Regions from separate parts of the Homo sapiens genome. Here region 1 is linked to region 2. A link is a contact called in ENCODE Hi-C or POLR2A ChIA-PET data. All regions are on one chromosome and are shown on one strand. Each heading gives the region's core, a stretch centred on a gene start or an enhancer-like site at or near the end of the contact. The rest is flanking DNA. Distances are from core to core; before and after follow the strand shown.

The links. A loop is a pair of places that touch in the nucleus more often than their neighbours do. ChIA-PET counts read pairs that join two places held with the same protein, here RNA polymerase II (POLR2A). Pooled maps may share reads with other maps.
Region 1: a loop to region 2 is called in a pooled map, with 6 times the contacts of the local background. The contact joins the promoter of DYNC1LI2 here to the promoter of MATCAP1 in region 2. A Hi-C loop is called at or near these places in 6 of 50 pooled maps. POLR2A ChIA-PET finds 5 or more read pairs at or near these places in 2 of 52 experiments (H1 and HCT116).

What each region holds. Positions count from the first base shown.
Region 1 is chr16:66,746,857-66,753,746 of GRCh38, forward strand. DYNC1LI2 (dynein cytoplasmic 1 light intermediate chain 2) reads right to left here and starts at 4,753. Exons shown (of 13, transcript NM_006141.3): 1 at 4,629-4,753; 2 at 4,417-4,490; 3 at 2,341-2,457. The coding sequence starts at 4,735. DYNC1LI2-DT (DYNC1LI2 divergent transcript) reads left to right here and starts at 4,896. Exons shown (of 2, transcript NR_133569.1): 1 at 4,896-6,044; 2 at 6,140-6,890. RefSeq lists a silencer at 4,381-5,180 and an enhancer at 4,394-5,109.
Region 2 is chr16:67,180,603-67,187,598 of GRCh38, forward strand. MATCAP1 (microtubule associated tyrosine carboxypeptidase 1) reads right to left here and starts at 3,361. Exons shown (of 7, transcript NM_001040715.2): 1 at 2,660-3,361; 2 at 1-64. The coding sequence starts at 8. EXOC3L1 (exocyst complex component 3 like 1) reads right to left here. Exons shown (of 14, transcript NM_178516.4): 5 at 6,623-6,996; 6 at 6,419-6,536; 7 at 6,157-6,282; 8 at 5,955-6,055; 9 at 5,635-5,745; 10 at 4,759-4,888; 11 at 4,534-4,656; 12 at 4,300-4,455; 13 at 4,084-4,208; 14 at 3,777-4,002. The coding sequence ends at 3,792. RefSeq lists an enhancer at 4,780-4,879.

The DNA of each region.
Region 1 (6,890 bases), core at 3,503-6,002, 430 kb before region 2:
TACTGACTACAGGCATGGCATTCTGAACGAGTTCTGCCTGGCTCCAAAGCCACAGCTCTTTCCACAGTAACCACACTGTCCAAAAAAGGAAGCAAAAGACTCAATACATGTGAGATCCTCTGGCCAGGCTCAGCAGCCCTGTATGTACAGACTCCAGTGGGCCTAGATGAGTACCCAAATGCCTCTGTCCTTCTTACACAAGAGACTCTTACCCATGCCCTCAACATTTTTTTTTTTTTTTGAGACAGAGTCTCACTCTGTTGCCCAGGCTGGAGTGCAGTGGCACAATCTCGGTCACCGCAACCTCTGCCTCCCAGGTTGAAGCGATTCTCCTGCCTCAGCCTCCTGGGTAGCTGGGATTACAGGCGTGCGCCACCATGCCTGGCTAATTTTTGTATTTTTACTAGAGACAGAGTTTCACCATGTTGGCCAGGCTGGTCTCAAATGGACCTCAGGTGATCTGCCTGCCTCAGACTCCCAAAATGCTGGGATTACAGGCGTGAGCCACCGCGCCCAGCCACCCATGCCCTCTACTAAACAGCTCTTGGAGATGGTAGAATTACGGTGCTGGAAAGGACCTTGGTTCAACTTTGTCATTTTAGCAATAAGGAAATGGGGGACTAGAGGTGGTAGGATCAGCCCTCATTATATAATCGCCCATACATCGTAATCTTTACTGTTTAAATGAGTAAAGGCAAATATAAAGAAAGTAATTTTTTTTTTTTTTTTTTAAGAAGGAGTCTCGTTTTATCGCCTAGGCTGGAGTGCAGTGGTGCAATCTCGGCTCACTGCAACCTCCACCTCCTGGGTTCAAGTGATTTTCATGCCTCAGCCTCCAGAGTAGCTGGGGCTACAGGCATGCACCACCACGCCTGGCTAATGTTTTGTATTGTTAGTAGAGATGGGGTTTCACCAAGTTGACCAGGCTGGTCTTGAACTCCTGATCCCAAGTGATCCACCCGCCTCAGCCACCCAAAGTGCTAGAATTACAGACGTCAGCCACCACGCCTGCCCTAAAGAAAGTAATTTAGTGAATACACTTCATCTTTAGGTTATACAGATAACTTTTCTACCAAAAAAACCAACCAACCAACCAACCTAGGTACCAATGGTTATTTATTTTTGAATCATTGAAAAGATCTAACATAGGCTGGGTGCAGTGGTTCATGCCTGTAATCCCAGCACTTTGAGAGGCTGAGGCGAGCAGACTGCTTGAGCTCAGGAGTTCGAGACCAACCTGAGCAACATAGTGAAACCCCATCTGTACAAAAATTAGCCAGGTGTGGTGGCACACATCTATAGTCCCAGCTGCTTAGGAGGATGAGGTGGAAGGATGACCCGAGGCTGGGAGGCAGAGGTTGCAATGAGCCAAGATTGAGCCACTGCACCCCAGCCTGGGTGACAGAGTAAAACCCTGTCTCAAAAAAAAAAAAAAAAAAAAAAAAAAAACTAACATAAAACCAAAAGATTATAAAGGAGGCATTACTGAGCAGTTGTAACCCAAAACCATTACTCCAAATCACAATTACACTTGTAAGAAAACATTTTAAAATTATATGTAATCCTTATAAGAGTGTTTATCATGTGCTTTCAATCATCCTAAGCAGTAACTATTACTACTCACGTTTTAAAGATGAGGAATTAAAGAATATTACCACCTCTGAGCATCTACTCCTCTACCAGAAGAAACACAGAAAATGGGCATTTCTTTCATTCTTTCTTTTTTAAAAAACAGAGACGGTCTCGCTCTGTCACCCAGGCTTGAGTGTATAACACAGCTCACTGCAGTCCCCAACTCCTGGCCTCAAGTGATCCTCCCACCTCAGCCTCCTGAGTAGCTGCGATTATGACAGGAGTCACCAAATCCGGCAGAAACTACCATTTCTAAACTGTCACAAAGAGATTCAGGAAACTCTCCTATTAACATATGTTAAATTGTTACACTCTAAACCACACCAACTTCGGATTCTCTACTAGAACCAGGCAGAGTAACAATGGTCCCCAGGACAGCCAAGCATTTCTCTCATATAAAACTCCAAAGCTTTAAAAAATCTTTCTTACCACCTTTATGGGTTAAGTAAAAATTTATCTTCAGTATCTCTTTTTAAAGGCAGGCTAGCCAGAGCAACAGCTAAGTGTCCCATTCCCCAATTTTGCTAACATACTCTATAAAGGGGGTTAAGTCCTGCAAAAGATACGTACTTCATCTATTCTGTGATTAACTCTCTGAGAACCAAACAGAAAACTGAGAATGCCTGGCCATGCTGCAGGAACTGCACCCAAGGAAGCAGTCAGAGTCCTGCATACACCCCCTTACCATGGGACCAATGCTTCACTCACCATCTCGGTCCTCATCATGGACACTGAGGTAGAGATATTCTAGGCCTCTTCCTTTTTTGCCATGCTCAGCTCCTTGTAGTTTAGTCATGAGGGTTGTTTTACCAGAACCATCTTCACCTACAAAGGATGTTTGCAAGACAAAGGTGTACTGTTTATTCCGGGCAAGGATGGGGAGGCATGACACTCACATGACACGGAGAAACTAAGAATTTCATGCAAAGTCTGCTGTTGAAGTCTCACCTGCTTTCATAAACAAAGGACTTTGCTGGAAGAGTGGTTGGGAGGGTGGGGAGGAGAGGGTGGTAAAGGCAGCAAATTCCAAGATCTAAAATGACATTCTACTGCAGTTATCCTTACTTCAAAAGGGAAATAATGAGGCAGGTCCACAGGCCCTATCTATAATTTATAAGACATGCATTCGGAGAAGTGAAAGTAAAAGGTAGGGTTAGTTTCTCACAAGAAAAAGTTTCACCACAAGAAAAACAAGAAATCTTCAAAATATGATACAATTAACCTAAAAGTCCAGGTACTGTGAACTAAAAAAAGTCTGATCCTGCTTCACAATGGTGAAGAATGGAAGTTATTCACTTTTGATTTTAGTACATCTCCTTCACAAACATTCTGAAGGCTAAGAAACTGACGAAAATAATTATAGACCTAGCAAAACTCTTCAGTACAATCTCAGTTAATTATTAAGCACTTCTTCATCTCCCTCCACCCAAACAACACCCCCCTTCCCCGGATCCTTAAACATCAAGGAGAACCATCGCCAAACATTACTAGGCACTTCTGCCATTTAATAATATGGAATTACAGAACATGAGAATTGAAAGGCAGTCAGTCCACAGATCAAAGACCTCCTCTCCATCTCCAATGCCTCTACCTTATTCAGGCCCTCTGCATCCAGACCAAGGTGAGGACCTGTCAGCCTGACTTCAGTACCTGCTCATTTTGAGCTACTGTCCCTCTGCAGGCAGCGTTCTTTCTAAAACTCAGATCTGGTGATCTTGATCCCCCACTTCTTGAAGATCTCTAAGGGTCCGGTATTACCTACCACAGTCAATTCCTGAGAAAGGTCACACATTCTAACAGTAGGAAAACTACCAAGGCAGTGATTCCCATGGGAATTGGGGGATGGAGGTGAGATAAAAGCCATTTGAAAAATCAGAGAACTTCAGGAAACAGCACTAACTCTTCAGCCTTCCCACAATCTGCCCCCAACTTACCTTAGCAGCCACCAACCACAAGGCGCTTCTAGCAGTTTCCAAACCCCACACCCTCTTGTCATCTGTGTCCCTGCATACTGACACTTTTCTGCAAAATACTCAACCCCCGAATCATCCTCCTTCACCAGCTCTAAGCAGTGTAATGCTTCCACAATAATCGGCATGGTGCAATGCAATCACCAATACATCTGTCTTCCACCAGACTGAGATTCTTCTATAGTGTTTAAGAGTCGCCTATGCTGAGCCTGTGCCCAGCCCACAGGTCCCAAGCAACAAATGGACTTGCTGTGTGAATGTACCCAAACTCCCTCACTTGAGGAGAGTGAGGCCAGAGGGAGTAAGGGACCTGACTCAGGTAACCTAGCAGTGAGGGCTAGCATAATGGAGGAAACGTCCCCAGTGCTGACTCTCTGTCCTCTGCAAAGTCCCTAAAACCTCGGACTATGCACTACTGATGAGGCTCAAAGAAGGCTCCCGTGGTCATTTCCCCACAGCTCCGAGCCCAGGTCACCTCGTTCTCCCACCTTCTCCACCTAATCTCATCTACTAGCTTCCCCTCTCCACGACCTCAATTTGGTAACCGTCGAGGCAATGAAGGCATAGAGGGCCAAGTGACTGAAACAATATGCCGACAACCCCAAAGCACCACTACGCTCTCCAAAGAGGGCAGCATCCCACCCTCAGGCGCTGGAGGCTTGACCACTCTCCAGCTGACCGGCCAGGGCCGACGGTCCCTTTCCCGCCAGGCTGCGGGCAGGCGGCTGGAACGGGGAAGGCGGGGACCTGAGGGAGGGGCGCCCGCCTCGCCCACCCCAGCGACCTGGGGCAACGCCCCGCCGCCGGCGCTCACCGAAGACCAGGATGTTCTTGCCGGACGGCAGCTTGGACCTGGCGCGGGTGGACACTTCGCTCAGAATGGAGGACCTGTGGCGACAATGGCAAGAGTGGTCAGCCCCGGGCCGGGCTGGGATGGCCCGGCTCGCGTCGGCCCCTCAGTGTGTCCGACGGTCCGGCCCAGAGGCCGCGCCCCCCACGGCCCGGCCCGACCGCCCGCGGCCTCACCATAGGCTCTGGCCTTCCTCCTCCTCACTGGTCAGGTCGCCGGCGGCCGCCACCGCGGGCCCGTTGGGACCTAGCAGCAGCTTCTTCTCCACCCCCACCGGCGCCATCTTGCCAACTGCAGCCACAAAGAGGGCCCTCCCCCGGGCCCGCCGAGGACCCGCGAGGACCCGGGCCGGGCCGCCCCCCGCTCGCCGTCCCTCGCGCCGCGCCGCCCGCCGACCTTGCCGCGGCGACTGCGCCGCCCAACGTGTCCTCTAGGTCTGCGATGGCCACGGGCTCCCACGGGTTGCGAGGCCGCCGAGGTGGCGGGCGGCGGTCAGGCAGCCGCCGGGGCAGCCATGCGCGGGGAGGCGGTGGCAGGGGCGGGCACCGTCCGGACCGAGGGCGCGCTGGCGGCCTCTGCCGGCTGAGGGGCGCAGCGCAGCACCCCGCCACGCTCGCCGATTCCCCTGCGCCGTCGCGGGTCGGGCAGCCGGATGACCGACCCGAAAGCCTAGGCTTTGGGAATGAGACTGATGGACACAAAAGCGCCATTTATCTAGAGCTCACCATGTGCCAGAGTCACACATTATCTCACTGAATCTTATCTAACCCTTTCACAGATGAGGAACCTGAAGCTCAAAAAATTTAAGAAACCCACCCAAGGACCCAAGGCTAGAAGATAACATTCGGTACTTCTAATTTATTCCCCAACCTTGGACCATTATATCATGAACTTGGCCTAACCCTACTCAAGCCCTGCATTGAAAGACTAGCCTTAAGGAAGACCCCAGAATCCTCATAAATATCCTGCATTTCCCCCTCCTCCTCCGAAGACTAAAGACTGTGAAGTAGTGCTCTTGACCGCAGTGCATAATACACTTGGCTTTGCTTTATTAACATGCTTTTTAAAATGATGTTTTCAGGGAGCCAGCATTTCACACCAGAAGAGGAGCCCTTAATTTCCTTGGGGGCCAGCTGGCAGGTGCAGAGCGGGGAGAAAAATAAAAGGAAAGGGGATGGAAAAGGGAAAGAGCGGAGAGTAACCGAAGGAAAAACATACATTCCATTATCAAGCTTAATTTTAGGTGTGGCCTCTACTTGAGGGCTCTTGCCATTCTCTATGGAAACAGGCTAACAAGACATTTCTAAATATCACAAGGAAGTGGAATGTGGCAGAAAAGCACCACCTAAGTAGGTTTCAGATGAGTAGGATTGTGATCCTGATGCCAAAAAATCTGGCGGCATGAATTACGGGATAAAACAAATGGGCATATCATCTGCCAAACTGGATGTAAGGTTTAAACAAGACGAGAGTGAAAACCCACTGAGTTCCTCCCTTGGAAATCTGGGAAAATCAGGCAAAGTGCCAGAAGTCCTAAAAGGGCAAGCAGTGCTGAATTTTCACAGGACAGAAGATGGAGATGAAAATTACAGGCCAGTGAGCTTAATCAGCACTAAGTGAAATTTTGTGATTAAACACTAAAGGAAAAGAGAATACCAGATTTACACAGTATCTTTCTTTTTTGCAGGAGTACCAGGTAGGCGGATGCTGCAGATACAGCAAATGCAGATTTCAACAGGGCATTTGACAATTCACATCTTAGATGCGAAAGTGAAATCAATGCTGGATGATAGCACTGAGGCTTATTAAAGACTAGCCCAGAGGTGGCTGATGAAGAGGAGGGACCAGCAGATGAGGCTGCTAGGGGCCTGCCCAAACCTCCTGCCCTGGCCAGCCAATTCAGGGTGCCATCAGTGACTTGGATAAGAATACAGCAGCAGTCATGGAAGTTGTGGATGACCTGAAGCAGGAAGGGTTGCCTTATCTACTGCATGACAAACTGAGCAGAGACTAAATCTAACAAGTTGAAATTTAGCAGGAACTATTAAAGTCCTGTGGAAGAGTTTAACAAAAAAGCATAGGAAGGCCAGGTACGGTGGCTCACACCTGTAATCCCGGCACTTTGGGAGGCCGAGGCTGGCGGATCACTTGAGGTCAGGAGTTCCAGACCAGCCTGTCCAACATGGCCAAACCCCGTCTCTACTAAAAATACAAAAAAAAAAAAAAAAAATTAGCCAGGAATGGTGGCATCCGCCTGTAATCCCAGCTGCCTGGGAGGCTGAAGCACGATAATTGCTTGAACCCAGGAGACAGAGGCTGCAGGGAGTTGAGATCACACCACTGCACTCTAGCCTGGGCGACAGAGTAAGACTGTCAAATAAAGTAAAATTTAATTTAAAAATGCATAGGAATAGGATAGGAAATTATTTGAAATAAAA
Region 2 (6,996 bases), core at 2,111-4,610:
AGCACCATTCTGTCCTGGGGGTCACATCCAGCCGGGTCACTCCAACTCCCCACACTGTCGACCTCTGGGGACACAGAAGGGCATGTGGAGACCAGCATGAGTGGGTGTGACCAAACGACCAGCAGGCCCTGTACTCCACATTGCCTCTGCTGGGCCCTTGGTGGGCCCAGGCTCTGCTACCAGGGGTCTGATTGGCTGCAGCGTCCATTGCCTCCAGCAGACTCACCCAAATATGCTGGGCCGGAAGAAAGCACTTTTGTTTTCGTTTTTGTTTTTTGAGACAGGGTCTCACTCTGTTGCCCAAGGTGGAGTGCAGTGCAATGATCATAGCTCATTGCAGCCTCCAACTCCTGGCCTGAAGTGATCCTCCCGCCTCAGCCTCCCAAAGTGCTGGAATTAAATGCATGAGCCATCGCACCCAGCCGAAAGCAAGAGTTTTAAACACCCACCTAGGTGGTGGTTACTGGAATCCTCTCAGCCTGAGCTCCTGAAGGCAAGGACTGAGCCCCTTACTCGTGATTCTAATCTCTGTGCTCACTCACTTAATCTGGGAGGTGGTACAGTGCAGCTTCAGCTGCCTGGGCAGATTAGGTAGGTGAGAAGACCTCAGGGACTGCCTTCAGCCTATGGCATCTTCTCAGTGCCACCCCTGCCCATCCACCTGGCTTTACCCATATCCTCCTGCCTATTTGGCCTCAGTCAGTTTCAATGTTTGAGGGCCCCATGCTTACGCCGGTACCCCCCAGAATGCCCTCTCTCCTCTGAGCCATCTGTTGAAATCCAAATTAGAATCTGCTTTTGGGAAGCAGAAGGAAGCTTCAGCAAATCCAAGCCAATCTCTGGCTTGTCCCCTATCTGAGGGATCTTTCCAGTGGTCATCCAAAGCCAGTGTCAGGGCGCTCACCCCGACTCTGTTCCAGGACTCAGTCCAATCCCAACCCTCCCCAGAGACTACCTGGAGAGGCTCCAGCTGCTGAGCTCCCTTGCCTGCTCAGTGACTCACTTCCAGCATTTCTCCTCTCTCCTACATCATCAATCTCTTCCTCTCTACTGGACTCTTTCCATCAGGATAAACACATGCTGTTACTTCTCCATCTTAAAAAACAAAACAAAACCCTCACTAGAACCCACACTCCTCCAGCTACAGCCCCGCTGCATCTCCCTCCACTTGCTCCTATTGCAGCACATACCTCGAGTCATCTATACCCAGTCTCCAGTTCCTTTTTTCCTGTTCTCTCTTAAATTCACTCCAATTAGCCTTTTGTTCCCAGCACTCCATCCAAATTGATCTGATCAAGGTCACCAATGACCAGCAATGACCTTCATATTGATCAGCACCCGATACAGTTAATCACTACCTCCTGGAGGCCAGGCAGGGTGGCTCACGCCTGTAATCCCAGCACTTTGGGAGGCCGAGGCGGGCGGATCACCTGAGGTCGGGAGTTCGAGACCAGCCTGACCAACATGGAGAAACCCCGTCTCTACTAAAATACAAAATTAGCTGGGCGTGGTGGCACATGCCTGTAACCCCAGCTACTCGGGAGGCTGAGGTAGGAGAATCGCTTGAACCCGGGAGGCGGAGTTTGCGGTGAGCCAAGATTGTGCCATGGCACTCCAGCCTGGGCAACAACAGCGAAACTCCATCTCAAAAAAAAAAAAAAAAAAAAAAGTCACTGCCTCCTGGAAACATGCTGTCCACTTGGTTTTCCAAACACAGTCGAACTTAGTTCTCCTCCTACCTTGCTGGTCATCCCTGTCTCCCTGACCTCTTAATACTGTAATGCTCCAGGACTTGCCTATGGAAACTTCTCCATTTACGTTCACTCCCTAGATGTTCTCATCCACTCTTGTGGTTTTACATACATTAGCTCAGACTTCTTCCATAAACTTTAGACCAGTGTTGCCAATTTCAGTGCAATTTGAGATACTGTCTATTTGCCCAGGCTGGTCTTGAATTCCTGGCCTCAAGCAATCTTCCCACCTCAGCCTTCCAACTAGCTGGAACCACAGGCACATGCCATCATGTCCATCTTCACTGCAGTGTCATCACTTGAATGTTTAATAGGCATATCAAACAGAATATGTCCTCTGTCTGGGATGTTCCTCCCCCTGTATAATGGCATGGGTCACTCTCTCACTTTCCTCAAATCTCTGCATCAATACCATGTTATTAGAAAAGCCTAACACACCCTCAATAAAATAGTAAACCTCCTCTCCCCTCTCCACTATCTCCCCTTCCCCAAATTATTGTTCTTTGTAGCAGTCATCACCATCTGGAGTGTACTTCAGTACAGTTTATATTTGTATGATAGGTATATTTGATAGTTATCTGTTTTATCTTTTCCAACATTCACAGCTGTGTCCCCAGAACCCAGAACAGTGCCTGGCCCGCAGCAATTGCTCAATAAATAAATGAATCCAAGAGCTCTTCTTTCAGAACTAGAATTATTCCTTCCCTGCACTTTGCTTCCCTATCTAGACTTCATCTTCCCCCTCTCCACTCCTCTCTACCCTGCCTAATGACCAGCTGCTTGAAAAGACTTCAGGTCCCAGGCTTCACTCCCTTTAACTAACTGTACAGTTTTTTGGACTCCTCACCCCTTTACAGGTTTCTGCTTGGCCCAGTCCCCTCCATCTCCCCTTCTTTCATTCGACATACCTCCTCGAAATTACCAGAATACGCCTGTTTTTTTCACGTCTCGGGTCCTTCCGCCAAGAATGCCTTTGCAATATATTCCTGGAGCAAACTCTTAACCATTCTTCAAGGCTCAGTTTAGGCCTCACTTCCTCCAGGAAGCCTTCCCCGCGTCTAGTGTCCCACTGCTTCGGCGACTTCTTTACTCAGAGCTGTCACTGTTGGAGTCTAGGTCCGTGTCCTCCCACAATCCCCTGAACTCCCCGAAGGCAGGAATGGGGTCTGATTCACCCCCGTGTACCAAGCACCCAGCACTGGGTGCATAATGAATGAAGGATGGATGGGGGAGGAGCCCCCCACTATTAAGGCGGGGTCTAGTGACAAATGAGAGGGTGTGGCCTGTGCGGAGAGAAGCCCCGGAGAGGACAAGGTGAAGAGCCAATGGGGAACCAGAAATAGAGGAGGGGCGTGACCTGCAGCCAATAAGTGGTGGGGGATAAGGTGAAGGGCGTGCCCAATGGAGGGTGGGGCCAGGAGACAATGGAGTGGAGGCTTCTCCGGGAGATCAGGAAAGGTCGCGTCGCGCGCCTCCTCCCGGCCTTTGGGGGGGTCCGTCCGCGTGCCGTGCCCCCACCTGTTAGCTCCTCTGCTCGCCGCCCGCCGCTCCCGCTCTGCTACACCGGCCACCGGACGCCCAGCCGGCGGGAGCCGTCGCCGATGACGTACGTCCTCGGGCGCGCGCACGCTCTTACGAAAGCGTGGGGCTTCGCGTCAGTCTCCGCGGCGGCGCGCCCCCGAGGCCACTGGGAGCGAAGCCAGGCAGGGTTGAGGGGGCGGTGTTCGTGGTCCTGGGCCCGCCCCCTTCCCAAGGCCACAGCGAGTTGCTGGGCTTCAGGGGCTCCAGGCGGCCAGGGCGGCGGAGACTCTTGCTCACGGCCTGGGCGCGGAGACGTGGGGGCGTAGCCCGCGGCCTCGGGAACGCAGTCTGCACAGAGGGCAGATGCCTGCATAGGCGGGGCGCAGCCCGTGTACCAGGACGGGAGCCAGGATACTTTAAGCGTGTCACTCTGCAAGAATTCCCTCAACCCTCGTGGGCACTTTTATTCCATCCCACCTTCCCCAACACACACAGACTCAGGCGTCCGGCAGCCGTGGTTTATTCTGCGAGCAGCAGGGCTCGGGCGCAGGACCCCGAGGGCAGGCAGGAGGCCGGCGCGAGCGCGGGCGCGGGCACTAGGCTGAAGAGGACGCGGCGGCTCGCGCGGGGCGACGGCGGCAGCGCAGCCTGCAGGGAGCTGAGCGCGGCCAGGTGCTGCTCCCGGGACAAGTCCCCGCGCAGGCCCAAGAGGGCGGAGACGTGGTCCTCGCTGCAGGGGCACCAAGGAGGCGCGTCAGCCCCGTCCTCCCCGCCCTCCGGCTTCTCTTCCCTTCTGGCCCCCAGTCCGCACCTCACGTCGGGAAATTGTTGCCGCAGGCCAGCCACCTCCAGGCCCAGCAGCGCGGGGTCGCGGAGGTTTAGCAGCTCCCTCAGGGCGAGCAGCACCGGCGCGCAGTGCGCGTTCTCCTCCAGGCCCTGAGCACGTCGGGGTAGGGTCTCGCGCCAGCCCTCTCTCCCACCCAGCCACTGAGACTCTCGCCCGTCTGCCCGCCCAAGAAGCTCTCACCAAACTGAGGAAAAGCTGCTGAAGCTGGGCAGCATCGTGCCGCAGGCGCTCGGCCGCCTGGGTCCTCTCGTCGGCTCCGCGGCACACCAGGCGGCCTTGCATCAGCGCGCTCAGGTACTGGAGCACCACGGCACGCTCGGCCTCAGCCAGCAGCAGCTGCGGGGAGGCAATCAGGCGGGTGCAGGTCGCCTCTCACCCGCGCCGCCCCTTCCCCAATCTTTTCCCCCAACCCACCTGAACCGTGGGGTTCCGCACGCGCCAGAAGTCCCGGCAGAAGCGCCCCGTCCGTTCACACACACTTTGCAGGAGCTCAGGGCTCGACAGCCATTGGCGCGAGGGCAGATCCGCGAACAGGGGCTGGGGAAATGATCCAGATCTGGCATTGCCGCGGAGACCCCCATACGTAGCTGTACCGCCACCTCTCCACCTGCTCCCATCCTGACCTGAAGGAGGCCTCACCTGGAGCTCCGCCTGCAGCGCCTCCAACACCAAGCGGTAGATCCTCCTCTGCAACTCGTCCAGCGCAGCTTCCACTGGAGCCAAGGCCCCTGAAGGCGCCCCGTCCAGCTGCAGGACAGACACTGAGGAGCTGGACCAAGCAAAACTACGGCTTCAGGACCAAGGCCAAGGCCCGCATGGCCCTCGGTGGTCCAGACCCTCCGGCGCCACCTTGTGGGGCAAGTGTTTGACGGGAGGGAGCGAGAACAGCGGCTCTCTGCACTTCTGGTCCCAGGCATGGACCAGGGCTGGGAGACGGGCGCTTGGCGAGCTGCAAAGGACACAGCCCAGCGAGACCTGCCTCAAATTCGCGGTGCGTCCTTGAGGAAAACATTCTTTCGGTTTCTGTTTCCTCATTCGTAAAGGAAGGGAAGTATCCCAGTGAGGAGGGAGTAAAAAATCATCACTTGTTTTCCTTGCCCCCACCAAAAAGAACATACCACCCAAGAGGAAGGGAGTGTGTGTGTGTGTGCGTGTATACACACAGCTGTAACCCCAGACATTACTGGCACAGAGTAGGGCCTTGAAATATTTGCTGGACGAATGAACAATTGACACCATGTGCCAGGCACTATGGTGGCCACTTTACATGTTATCTCATGTGATTCTCAGAACATTCCATTAGTACCCCCATAATACTAATGAGAAAAGTGAGATTCACAGAGATTAGGTAACTCATCCAAGGTCACACAACTAGTAATTAGCAGAACTAGAATTGGAACCCCAGGGCGATGTGAGTCCAAAGTCCCTAGTGTCCTAGTGTGGGCTGAGCCCATACATAATAGGTACTCAATAGGGGGTTAGTGAAGGTGGGGTTCCCTGGGGGCCTTCTGGTACCTGAGTGCTGACTTGTGGTTGAGGGCGGCCAGTAGGTAGGGCACGTAATGAGGGGCCATTGATTTCCCCCTGAAGTGGTCTCGGGAGAATCGGATCAGAGCATCACTGAAGCTGCAATGGGCAGAGGTGGCTCCTGGACTTGCTGCTATGCTGGCATCCCCACAGCCCCAGTCCCTGGTACTCCTGTCCCACCTCCAAGATACCCAAGTCCTTGTTTGAAAGAGCCCTTTCCCTGTGACATGTCTTATTCACTCAGAGCCCCTTTGGGCTGCCTGGGGAGCAGGGATAGGGATCAGGAATGGGTCAGTGCCTCAGCAAACCTCCTCAAGAATGTGCCCAGTTCTGACAGTGCCATGCCATGCACTCGCTGTTGCAGTGACTCACTGACCAGGCTGGCCACACGAATGTTCTCTTCCAGGATCTGCAGGCAGAAATGAGCAGCCATCGGCAAAGCCTCCCTCCTTCCTCTCCTCCCCACTGCCCCATGGAGGCTGCCTGCCTGTCTGGCCACTTCCCACCTACCTGCAGCACAATGGCTGGCATTGGTGAGTAATAGGAGCCAGACGGGTCTGTGTTGGGCCCATGCTCCCGGCCCCACTCAGCTACCTCCCCATCCAGTGCATTCTGCAGCCACTGAGACACACTTGCCTGGGGGGAGGGGCCAGGGGCAAAGGAATGTAGCAGGGATCTGACCCTGCTGGAGATGGGTAGACATTCCACTCTGCAGATAAAGGCCCACAGCAGATAAGTAGGACTTCTCTGGACCTGTGCCTCAACTACTCACCTGGATGTTGGCCACAAATGTTGCCTCCAGCTGCTCAATGTTCTCCAAGGTCAGAAGGGGCTCCAGCTGGGACACATCAGCCTCAGGCCCCAACTCCAGGCTCCCCATCATTTCCTGCCTGGAGATAGGTGGCCTGGTGTCACACCAAGCCACCAAGCCCCCAGCCTCTGATCCCCCATGTCCCGCTGCCCCAAAGGCACTGACCCCAGGTACACATGCAGTGCCCAGTGCAGCAAGGCGAAGGCATCCGCAGCTTCTAGCTCAGGCCCTGCAAGGAGGTTCTGCAGGCTGCGGCGCAAACCACTATGCAGCGTGTGGGCCCATAGCTGGACCACGTTGTACTGTGGCGGGCAGCAAGGCGCTACTAGTGCCTCAGCTGTGGCCAACTCGACTGGCAGGGCCACTCGCAGAGCCTCCAGCCACCCTGGTAGGGCCCCTGGTGCAGGCAGCAGAGGTGACCCAAAGTGGGCCTGCTCCAGGCCCTCCTGTAGTGCCCTCAGACAGCGCTGACGCCAGTCCCGGGGGACCTGGCCCAGGGGGGTTGTTCGTCCAGTCTCCACCTCCGCCACACGCACAGC